Regions from separate parts of the Homo sapiens genome. Here region 1 is linked to region 2. A link is a contact called in ENCODE Hi-C or POLR2A ChIA-PET data. All regions are on one chromosome and are shown on one strand. The core of a region is the stretch at or near the end of the contact, and the rest is flanking DNA. Distances in the headings are between cores, read along the strand shown. Region 1 overlaps HMCN1 (hemicentin 1). Region 2 overlaps HMCN1 (hemicentin 1).

Region 1 (5,368 bases), core at 1,734-4,233, 61 kb after region 2:
AATGAAAATTGTTATGGCATTAAGGTGTGAAGCAAGGGGAATATTAAAAATTCCCTATTTCAATATTAAACATTTATAATATTAAAAATTCTATAAAAAAAGAATCTCAGCTTAAAGGGAGCAATTTGTGGAGAAGGAGCAACAGGAGATAGAAAGATAGAAAGATTATTTGATCCAACACAAGTAGTGAAATATTTTAAGTAGGAACGTGATGTATATACCTCTTTACTGCAGGCAAAATAAAGTTAAGTGGAAGGAAAAGCAGAAAATCAGATAGGAGTTTGTACATGTAATAAAATTAGTGATAAGAAAAGTGACTAGTGGGAAGTGAAGAGAAAGGGAAGGGACAGATTTATGGAAGTCGAATGAATGACCACTGATTAGATGAAAGAAGAAGGAGGAGTCAAAAATGACTCAGGTTTTGAAACCAAATATCTATGCAGATAGCACGGTTAACAAAAATAGGGATGACACAGCAGAAAATATGAGTTCTGTTTTAAATGCACTAAATTGGAGAGGCATATAGAACACCCAGGAATAGAGGTCTAACAAGAAATTGAAAATGTAAAATTAGAACTTGAGAGATAAGTATGGTCAAAAGATACAAATATACTAGTTGTTGAGAGCGGTGTTATTTGTTAAACTAAATGCCTCAAAAATGCATATAAGTGATAGGAGGTAGGAGATAAGTTCTGCAAAAAGAGAAAGGACTGCTAACTCGATAACATTTTGGGGAATCTATGGCTGGTATATTTTCCAAAGTGAAGATCAGGTTACTACATCTTCTAGCCCCATGCAATTAAGAAAGTGACCTAATATTTAATGAGTCTCTCAGTTTTAGAGTCAATTTTTAACAGCTGATGCTCTGTTTCAACCTATTTAACAAATAATGCTCAAAGGCTGTAAGTTTTGATCGGGATCCAGTACAAGAAAAGATTCTCCACTTCATCCAGGCTAGCTACATTGTAAACTATTCTAATACTTGGTTCTTATGACCCTGATTAGATCTATGGTGTTCACGGTATCTGTATCAGAATATGAGACTGTTGGAGCCTGCTGAAAGACCCAATAGGAAAATCAAATAGGATTTCCAGAGTTTAATGATAAAGCCTTACTCCTTTCATGAATAACTATTTTCTTTCTGAGAAAGAGCTCTTACTTGTTGCACTCTGCTGCCATAAAGCCCACATGATCCCAAGCTGCCCTGCTTTTTATGTGATTGCTTATTCTAGGCCCTGACCTCCTTCAGGACAAGGTATTTTAGCTTATTTGTTGTTGGATGCCCAAATCTCAGCAGGGTGTTCAGCAATTATGTATTAATTGCTCAAATTATATTGATCAAAAGTCCATTCCCTTGGCCCTATAGTTATTGCTATCAGTTTGTCTGTTTGTCTATCTACCATTTATAATGGAGAAGTAAAATTTGAAAGAGCACTAATATTTCAACAGCAGTGAAATGGTTGACTAAAGTATGGAATATAGACATAATAGAATGTTATGCCATTATTCAAACCTGTGGTTTTAAACAATGCTGATGACATGGAAACAAACAGGATATAATTCTGAATCTAAAATATAATGTATAAAAGTGTAAATACAGCAAACTCACAATTTCATGTACCAATCCACATAATTATGAAGGAAATAAATGTGACAAGAATTGCTCTGAGGATGGGAACAGTTTTTGTTTAGGAAAACATATTGAGCCTATTCAAGTAGAAAATAAAACACAGAGATTATAGGTTAATAGGAAAAATGAAACAGAGTCAGAGTGAAAAGAATGACAAACAGAATGCATTTTATGTCAGATAGTCAGGGAAAGTTTCTCTGGCAGGTATGAAGTGAGCAGAAGTTTGAAGGAGTATGGAGACATGCCATGCTGGAATGATTTAGTAAAGAGTGTGATGGAGTAGAGAGATCACCTTGATTAGTTCCCAGGTGAGTAGTTAGCCCTAGCCATGGGTCCATAGCCATGAGTGCAAGCAAGTGCTTCACGATTAAGGCAGGCATCTGGCTGCTTCTGCAGATGGGTTAACAGGTATTGTGGTGGGAGCTTATGAACATTCTCTTCTGATTGCTTCTGTCTTCTCAATACAATAAGCAAGGTCATCAAATAAGAATGAGAAAAAGTAAGAGAAGAGGGGGTGTATGAGATCATCGTGTAAGAGAAGGCAGAGTGAATAGACATTTAATTTTATAAATATATAGCTATTATTTTGTGTGTTTTGGGTGAATTTCTAACTTATCCTTAAGTACACATTTTTCTAGTTCATATCACTTTACATATCTTCCATCCCTTCTTGAACAAAGTGTCAAACTGACAGAAAATAAAAAGGAAAACTTGCTCGTTCTAAAACTCCCAAAGCACCTTGTTATAACCAAAATATTCAATTGTTTTTGATGATGACGTAATTGAATTTTTCTCTCCACTCAACAGGGTGGTGGTGATTGCCCAGAAATGAGTATTGGAGCTATAAAAATTGCCTTGGAAATTTCTCTTCCTGGTTCTTTCATCTATGTTTTCACTGATGCTCGGTCCAAAGATTACCGGCTCACCCATGAGGTGCTGCAACTTATCCAACAGAAACAGTCACAAGTGAGTAAGAATCAACCCCAAACGTCTCTGTCTAAATGCAGTATGTAAGAGATTGCCTGTCCTCTTTGACTCTTCCATGTGTGGTCAATAACAATAATTATAACTATCTATCCACATGTATGTTCTCCAATATGTATATGTCATCTGATTTAAACATATTAAACATATATGTGATATTTATACATACCATATGAATGTCTTGGTTTTCAGTATGGAGAAGACATGATTGGGGATTAATTAAGGTACTTGTTATCATCTTTTCCTTATAACTGACAAAACACAGGCCTAACCAAAAAAGGCTTATATTCCAATGTTATCTCCGATGTGGAATCACGCCTGAGTCAGAGTTACTCATTGTATCAGCTATTGCTGCATGACAAACTTTTCAAACACTCAATGGTCTAAAACAATAAGCATTTATTTCTCACATGTTCACAGAGCTCAGTTGATCTAGGCCAGGCTTGCTCACTGGTGTGTCTAGGGAATAGTGTGGGTTTTGCTTATCTAAGCTTGACTGTCAGGAGACCTGGCTTTGCCTCATAGTTGTCTTACCCTCTTTTTGAGACCAGTAAGTTGGTTTAGGCATGTCCTTCTCATGGCCATGGCAGAAACACTTGAGAGCAAATGGAAATACACAAGCCCTCTTGGGTCTCAGCCCAGAACTTGTAGAATGTCATTTTTGCCTCATGCTATTGGCCAAAGGAAGTCACATGGACAAGCTTAGATTCACAGATGACAAAATAAGCTCTACCTCTTTTATAAGAAGAACTCAGAATCTTTTGACTGAGTGATACAGGGAGGGGTGAGGAATTGAGGCCATTCTCTGATCTAGCATAGTCATGGTCTCACTTCTACTTCTACAGCTTTTAGCCTACACTTCTAAAATATAAATCACCATGTTCCTATCTGGGTTCACTATTAAACAGAGTATAAAGTCAATAATTATATAAGCATACACACACACACACACACACACACACACACACACACACACACACACACATTCACATATTCTACTTGCCCAGTAATGTAACACAATAGGTAGTCAATACACATATTTTTTTATTTCTGGAAACCCTTTACACTGTTTCTTTTTTTTTTTTTAATCATAGGTCGTATTTGTTCTGACTGGAGATTGTGATGACAGGACCCATATTGGATATAAAGTCTATGAAGAAATTGCCTCTACAAGTTCTGGTCAAGTGTTCCATCTGGACAAAAAACAAGTTAATGAGGTCAGTTTAATAAAGGGAGTCTACTTTATTACCAGCTGCCTTATCAAAATCAGTTAGGCCAGCCTAATTATGACAGATTTGATTTCAAAAACAATTTTAACCAAAAGGTATAACTCCAAGGCCACAGTTCAATAAAGGCATTGAATAATGTGAAGAAATATAGGTATATTTATTTAATGTTAATTTTTAGATTGTATTACTTATAGCAACAAACTGCTAAATTTAATTGAATTTAACTGTTTAATTTTATTGGAATCAAAAATTTTTGTAGTTGTTCAGTAAGGTCAATTTGTGTTTTTGATGAATAACTTTCATATAGCTATTAAAATGAGGCTAAACTGGTTACTGAAGTAGAATGCGAAAAAGTTAATTATTGAGCAAAATTCTGATGAGGTTTGGTTTCTAAGATTAAAAGTAAAAAACTATGACTAACTAGTAACTATGTAGTTATCAAAAAACTGATAATATTTATAAATTATATTGTAAGAAAATTTAGTATTTTCTTAAAAAGTCCTTTAGATAGGTTTGTCATAATTTTTTTTTTTTTTTTTTTTTTTTTGAGGTGAAGTCTCGCTCTGTCACCTAGGCTGGAGTGCAGTGGCACAATCTCAGCTCACTGCGAGCTCTGCCTCCTGGGTTCACGCCATTCTCCTGCCTCAGCCTCCCGAGTAGCTGGGACTACAGGCGCCCACCACCACGCCCGGCTAATTTTTTTTGTATTTTTAGTAGAGACGGGGTTTCACCATGTTAGCCGGGATGATCTCGATCTCCTGACCTCGTGATCCGCCCGCCTCGGCCTCCCAAAGTGCTGGGATTACAGGCATGAGCCACCGCGTCTGGACCATAATTTCTTCTTTGTCCATTTTGCTGTCTTTCCTTGGCCTCACTCATAATGACCTTTTTTTAAACCTGTTTATGTATTTGACTCTCATTTAAGTTTCTAGGAACATACCAATACAAAGATAAGGGTTTTTTAAAATTTATTTTTATTTTTTGTTTAGTCCTTTTTTTTTTAAGTTCTGGGGTACATGTGCAGGATATGCAGGTTTGTTACATAGGTAAACGTGTGCCATGGCATAATTCATATTTGATTCATGTGGTCACTGTATCTCTACAAGTTCTATTAATTTCATGACAGACTCCTTTGTGTCTTAAATGAAATGGTTCAGTAGTTCTCTTATAGCTAAAGAGTTCTTATTATATCAAGGTGGAACTAATAGGACATTACAAATTTCTAGAGCAAAGAATCTAGCGAAAAATTTTTTTAATCAACATATTGAAATAGATAGATTTATAAAATTAATCTTAAAAATGTATTCTTGGAAGAAACAGTTTTAGAGAGGGTTATGCCTTAGGTTTATATTGTGTGCACTCTAGTGACTCAGAAATTCCTGGGAAGGGTCTGATGACTACACAGGGAGCCCTCAACAGTTGATTTGCCTCAATGTTTGCACGAGAATTTGGGAACCTGGGAAGAAAGGGATTGGGGAACAGTGCAGGAGTCTCTCAGACACTGGGTTCCTTGTCCTATCTCATA
Region 2 (5,979 bases), core at 3,287-5,786:
GCTTGACCTTTATTAACCAGAAATACTGAGCTGTCTCAGGTGATGGGTGGGGCTATGGAACTCCCAGGAGTCCCTGTCCCATGTTCTGCCACTGAGGTGGGTATCAGGAGCAAAACTGGATAGGGTTGGGTTGGGCACGCCCATATGTAGATACCCCAGTGATGGGTACAAGTACCAGCCCTGATGGGGTCAGAAGGCAGTTCTCAGGCTACTGGGGCAATGTTCTAGTGTGCAGCAGAGGTGCCTCTACCATGCCAAAGAGCCCACATGGAGAAAGAGGGGCGGCCCAGGCTCCACAGCCTACAAGGTGATAGTGGGACCCACTTAGCTCACATGCACTTGATCGTGGTGTCTCTCCCCTACCCTTTGCTGGTGTCCAGAAGCTTGCCCTAGCTCCCAGTAATCTCAGCCAAGCAGGCTGCATTGCTTCCCTCTTTGCTTTCAGTGCTTCCCTTCACTTCTCTGTTGGATTCCAGTGTTCTCCCTTAGACGATCTAGTTGAAGTGTGAATATCTACTTACATTTTGGTTCCTCTCTGTGGAAAAGGTGAGTGCTAGCCACACCTAGTCAGTCATCTCAAACCCCTTCATCATGATCACCTTATTTTAACTATATGTTGGAAATCATCCAGTCATCTGTTTAGTCTTTAGCATTTCCAAGCTATAATTTCCCCCTCTGTAAATATGACTAATTATATTTTATATAATATTTTATTTTACAGGTTGTTTTGAAGATTAGTGATAAGCACCTAATACATAGGAAACACTTATTAAATGGTAGGAAATATTATAAATAATTATAAATGGAACAACTTCAATTTCATGTTTAACTTCGTTTGCAAGTGAATTAGATCTTTCACTAAAAATGTGTCTAAAGTATTTGAATTAACCATACCCAATTTATGAATTGTCTTAGTATTTATGAACTGTTATGCTAAAGAGAAAATAAGTGTACTTACTATAGAAAAAAATATTTGGCCATCTATGAAACATGAATGTCTGATAGCATTTCTTCTGTCTTATATTTGTGGAAAATAAAAGTATTTAAAAATATATTTATGTGTCAGCTAAGAAAGTAAACCACTGTTTTTAATAATTTTATTAAAGAAGTGTTTGTACTCTTCTTGGGTCACTACTCTACTCTGATCTTTGCAGCTTTTAAAAACCTGTACAAAGCAAAAGATGAGATGTTTTGGATACATCTAAAAACAAAACAAAACTTTGACAATGAACAAGCACAGTGCCACAACACCTGATATAACGACTGTACACAAGAGGTGCTTCATTTGTTTTCAGTTAAATTGAGTAGAAAAACAAATTACTTCCTGAAAGAAAAAAAGTATATAATGCTACTATGAAAGACTTGCATAGTTAGGGTTTGGTCAATAATTCAGATTTATTCATGTTAGTGATGAGTGCCAAAACAGAAAGAAGTCGGTGGGCTAAGATATTGTCACTTGTGTGCTAAGAAAAATAAGTGCTCTGGAAAAAAATCGCAGCTCAAATGATTAGATCCATCCTTCTTCCACTTATTTCATGAGATATCCAACAACTGCAGGTTGTTCTAACGGTTCAGTACTCTAGGTTTGTAGTTTGGTCATTTGCTCCTTTATTCAACAAACACTGAGCTTCTGCAACATGCTAGATACTCACTTGGCCCTGAGATGGTGGAAAAGCAAAACCAGATGAAGTCCCTTCTCACTTTGGCTAACAGTCTTGTGGAGAGACAAAAATTGATTAAATAGTCACATTAAACAGTTGAAAATGTAAATGCGACTTAGAGAGTATGAACTAGTTCAATGATTCAGGCAAGAATTTCCTAAGGGGAGTGAAGACTGAACTAAATGGCAAGGAGGAATAACAGTTCATAAGAGGAAAGGTAGAGGGAAGAACAATCTAGGGAACGGACAGAGAGGAAAGGTCCTATGGAATAAAAGTGTGCAAGGCAAGTAAGAGAAACTAAAAGGTGTGGAGGGAGTTAAGGATGGCTGGAGGCGTAGGTAGAAACTAGACCATGCAAGGCATTGTTGTCCATGCTTAGGAGTTTCAGTTGCATCCTATGAGCGATAGAAAGTCATTGGAAGGATTTAATTGGTAGATTATATAATCATGTTTATGTCCCAGAAAACATACTTCAGTTCCCTGTAGGGAATGGATTAGAGAGGAATTCATAGTGAATGATGGAAGAAATGTTAGGGCTCTTTACATACCCTAGGTTCTCTGAGAGATAAAAAGGACTAAGGTTGTGGTTGAGGAGATGAGAAAAAGTAGAGAAGTTCAAGAGCTATTTAATGGATAAAATGGATAAGATTTAGTGATGGCTTGGGTAGGGGAGGAGTGAGGCTAGGCATGGGGTGAATCATGTCAACACCTAAGTTTTTGGATTGTGCAATTGGATGAACATAGGTACTTTTCATAGACATGGGAACCAGTAGAAAATAATCAGATTGAAGGGTAGAGGTGAAATGATAAATTTTTGTTTTGACACATCAAACTACAGATGATTTAGGGACATTTCGGTACAAATGTAGACTAGACATCTTGATATAAGAGATTCTGCGAAAGTTGCCTTAGACTAGAATCACCATGCGTAGTTTTTAACTGAGGCCCATTGGCATGGATGAAATCACCTAGGTAAAGTGTAGTACAATGGCCTAAGAATAGGCCTTTAGGAGCTGTAGAATCCTTATTTGCCAGGTAAGGAAGAAAGAGCACGCAACTGAAAGACCCAGAATCAAGGATGAAAGAGGAAAGAGAAAACCAGGACAATGTTATATCAAGGCCACCAAGGAAAGGGTGTGTTTTAAGAATGAGAGTGGTACCAAATGCTGTTGAGAGACCATGTGAGATGGAGACTGAAAAGTGCTTATTTGACTTAGTGTCATAAAGGTAATTGACTTGACTCAGGATTGTTTTGGTGATGTGTCGGGAGAGAAGCCAGACTTAACTAAAATTGAAGCTTTGGTGGAGATGAAGAAATAGTGATCACAGATAAATATTTCGGCAAGTTGTCTGTAAGTGGGGGGAGAAAGATGGAATGATAGTGAAAGAGAATAAGGGGAACAGGGAGGTGTTTTGTTGTTTTGTTTTTGTGTTTTATAAATTGTAGAAACTTGAAAGCTTTAAAAGCTATGGAAAAGAGGGAGTATTTGGATATATGCAGTAGAGAGATAGAACTTTCCAGAAAAATAAAGCTCCTACTGCATATTTTTTCTCTTTGGCTCCTAGAATCCGAATGCTTATTTGCACAAATCTATGCATAGAGGATTGTCAGAATTCTCTGTGAATTTCTTGAGTCTCCCTCAAAATAACCTTCACAGAAGAAAAAGTATCTTTTTTAGTAAATGCCTCTACTAAAATTAGCAGAACCAAAAAAAAAAAAAAAGCAAAAAAAAAAAAAAAAAACAAAACAAGGAGGAAATTGACTTTGGGGAGTAAATATAGTAAGATAAAAAAGGGAAAGATAAGGTCCTGTAAACTTACTTTAACCTTAATAAACACCTTAAATATATAGCTTTGACATCTTTATGACTACAGTTTCATTACAAACTTTCATCATAGTAACTTAAGTCTATAGAAGCAAAGATGAATATTTATCTGTGGAATTCAAGCAACATCTGGTCATTTGAGCAGAAAGATCCATTATTTTTTCTTCAATAGCATTTTTTCTCCCAGTCAGTTTTACTTTCCAAAACGATTTGTGGTGAGGGAAAAAAGGGAGTTGAAAAGTAAGTCTCTAACAAAAGATATTCTTTCAACATTTAAAAAATGGACAGAAAAGGATGAGGCAGAAAGGGCACTTTTGAATAGTTAGTACCTGTTTAGGAATAGGGAAGTGAGATTAGGTAGAATTCTACTTGTTCTCAAATTTCCTTATACTTCAGATACTACTTTTCATGCTAAAAATTTCTTTTTGATTTCTGTTAAAACCTTCTTATCCTCTCCTAACAACTTGTGTAAATTTAGGTAAGCCAACCCTTCAGTTTTGTCATCTATAAAACAAAGGCATTGGAAGAGATTATATCCAAGTTGCCTTCCTGATCCAATATTCCAGGATTCAGCAAACTTTAGTCATTGCTTTTTGGCTATCATTCAATTGCTGTCTTCAGAATACATCTTCTTGGATCCTCTAGTTATCTGTCAACAAAAATAAATTATTTGTCTTTATTTTTGAAATATTCCTCTTAGAGCCCCAGATGTGTGAATTGGTACAGAAAAGAGACATTTTTTTAAATTCATCTCTTTTCATACCTTCTAAATCAACCATTACAAAGAGTTTACTAGTCAGATTTTTTTAAAATTTTCATTTAAAAATTGAAATGGCTAAAGAGGGCATTTTATATGCTCTATGTTTTCAAAGTATAATTTTAGTTTTCCTAGTAACACTAACAAATTGCAAAGTTAATAACACTAACAATTACCCATAGAGTATTACAAAAATGGTATTAACAAATCCTTAATTTGTATGTCTGCTTACTGAAACATTGACTGCTTTGCACATTATAACTGCAGTCATCATGATTCTAGTGTTTGTTGAGTTGTGGTCTGTTTGACAGTCATCTGGAATGTTTATTACCTAAACTCAAATAACTAGATCTTTTTCTTCTAAATACCTTGAGAGTGCTTCACTGACTAAAGGAAAAGGAAGCCTGATTTACTTTAATACTACAGCTTCATTTCCTGCAAGATCTCAGGATTGATCATGGAATCCCACAACTCAAAGTCTTTATGAATTTTTTTAGTAGTGTGGATTTTTAAAAACAGGTTTAGGACTTTCAACTCAAAGCTTTTAGGTTTCTTTTTAAAACGAGTTCTTTTAGCACTAACTAGACCTTCTACCTCTCCTTCCAACCATTACTTCATTTTGTGTCTGTTTTTCACACCTTTAGGACATTTCTTAAATGTGTCCTTACTTTGACCTGATTCCGCAGAAATTCTTATTTATGTCTTAATTGTTTCCTGTCATGGCTGTAGTAGTTCCTTCTTTATAGTCTTCCTAAATCCCTGCTCTTTAAACTTCAGAGGGGGCTTAGAATGTTATGACGAGACTACAGATTCCTGCTGTTAGAAAGTAATGTGCTTTGTATTGAGGTAATGTTTATTGACCTAGTTTTAAAAAAAACTATACTATTTCTCTATTGACTTGTTGTAATAGTTTGGTTAGAAAAATGGATGAGATTAGCATTTGGAAGGAATTGTACACCTGACAGATTCTAGTGGAAAATGTATCTTGAACCATTTTAATTAAGTTTTTAGTGGGGAAAAATTATTCTGATGGCATATTTTCCTTACATTGATGGCAGTCTTTTATTTAAATTTCACTTGCCTAACCTTACACTGGGAGCATGAGAAAAGCTTGTGAGATACAATAGCATTTTTAAAAAATTCTAAAGACATTAAAATACTTTTCACAGTTATAAGTACAGTAGAATTTGCAACATTTTAAATTTTATTTCCCAAAATATTTTTTATTGGTACTCCAACCCCCAGATATGCTTATGAAATGGACAAGTGACAGTTTTGTACCCCCATCCTCTAATTATCAAGTGCAGAGGCCAAAAAGTTCAAATATCTTCCCTCTGAAAATAGTAAAAATTTTGTCATTACATAATAACATTTAGGTAGAGATGACAATTTGGTGTGTGTGTGAAATGAAAGTGACTGACTATTTCATTGGTACTTCTGAGCTTTATGGGAATTATAGTTGAGTTTTTGTCATATCTCATTATTGATAAAGGACAAAAAAGGAATACATGTATTCTATATCCCTCAAAAATATTTAGGCAAAGTTACTTTAGAGAAACATTTTAACCATGTGATCTTTTTGCAAATTTATTCTGGAAAGCAGGATTTTGCTGTAGTGTATGTGCTATTTCTCTCCTTCCCTCTCTCTGTCACTGCCTCTCTCTACTGCGTATGTCTAACCCTGACCCATGCTGCACAAAAGGTACTTCTGAAGGTATTGTGAGCAGCACAGCAT

Evidence for each region. Hi-C counts contacts between places; a loop is a spot of excess contacts on that map. ChIA-PET counts read pairs that join two places held with the same protein, here RNA polymerase II (POLR2A). Pooled maps may share reads with other maps.
Region 1: a loop to region 2 is called in a map of psoas muscle, with 4 times the contacts of the local background. The contact joins two enhancer-like sites. A Hi-C loop is called at or near these places in 4 of 168 maps with a recorded cell type or tissue (PC-3, aorta, ascending aorta and 1 more) and 1 of 50 pooled maps. POLR2A ChIA-PET finds 5 or more read pairs at or near these places in 2 of 52 experiments (A673 and activated T-cell).

The regions. Positions count from the first base shown.
Region 1 is chr1:185,862,033-185,867,400 of GRCh38, forward strand. HMCN1 (hemicentin 1) reads left to right here. Exons shown (of 107, transcript NM_031935.3): 3 at 2,438-2,596; 4 at 3,709-3,831. Among named protein-coding and RNA genes, the nearest start is that of HMCN1, 130 kb to the left of the region's middle. Within about 2 kb of position 2,984, at least 3 of the 41 ENCODE cell types and tissues checked have a DNase peak (open chromatin) inside an H3K27ac peak, as active enhancers do; they include PC-3, where a contact is called at or near this core.
Region 2 is chr1:185,799,820-185,805,798 of GRCh38, forward strand. The region is part of intron 1 of HMCN1 (hemicentin 1); the gene reads left to right. Among named protein-coding and RNA genes, the nearest start is that of HMCN1, 68 kb to the left of the region's middle. Within about 2 kb of position 4,537, at least 2 of the 41 ENCODE cell types and tissues checked have a DNase peak (open chromatin) inside an H3K27ac peak, as active enhancers do; they include PC-3, where a contact is called at or near this core.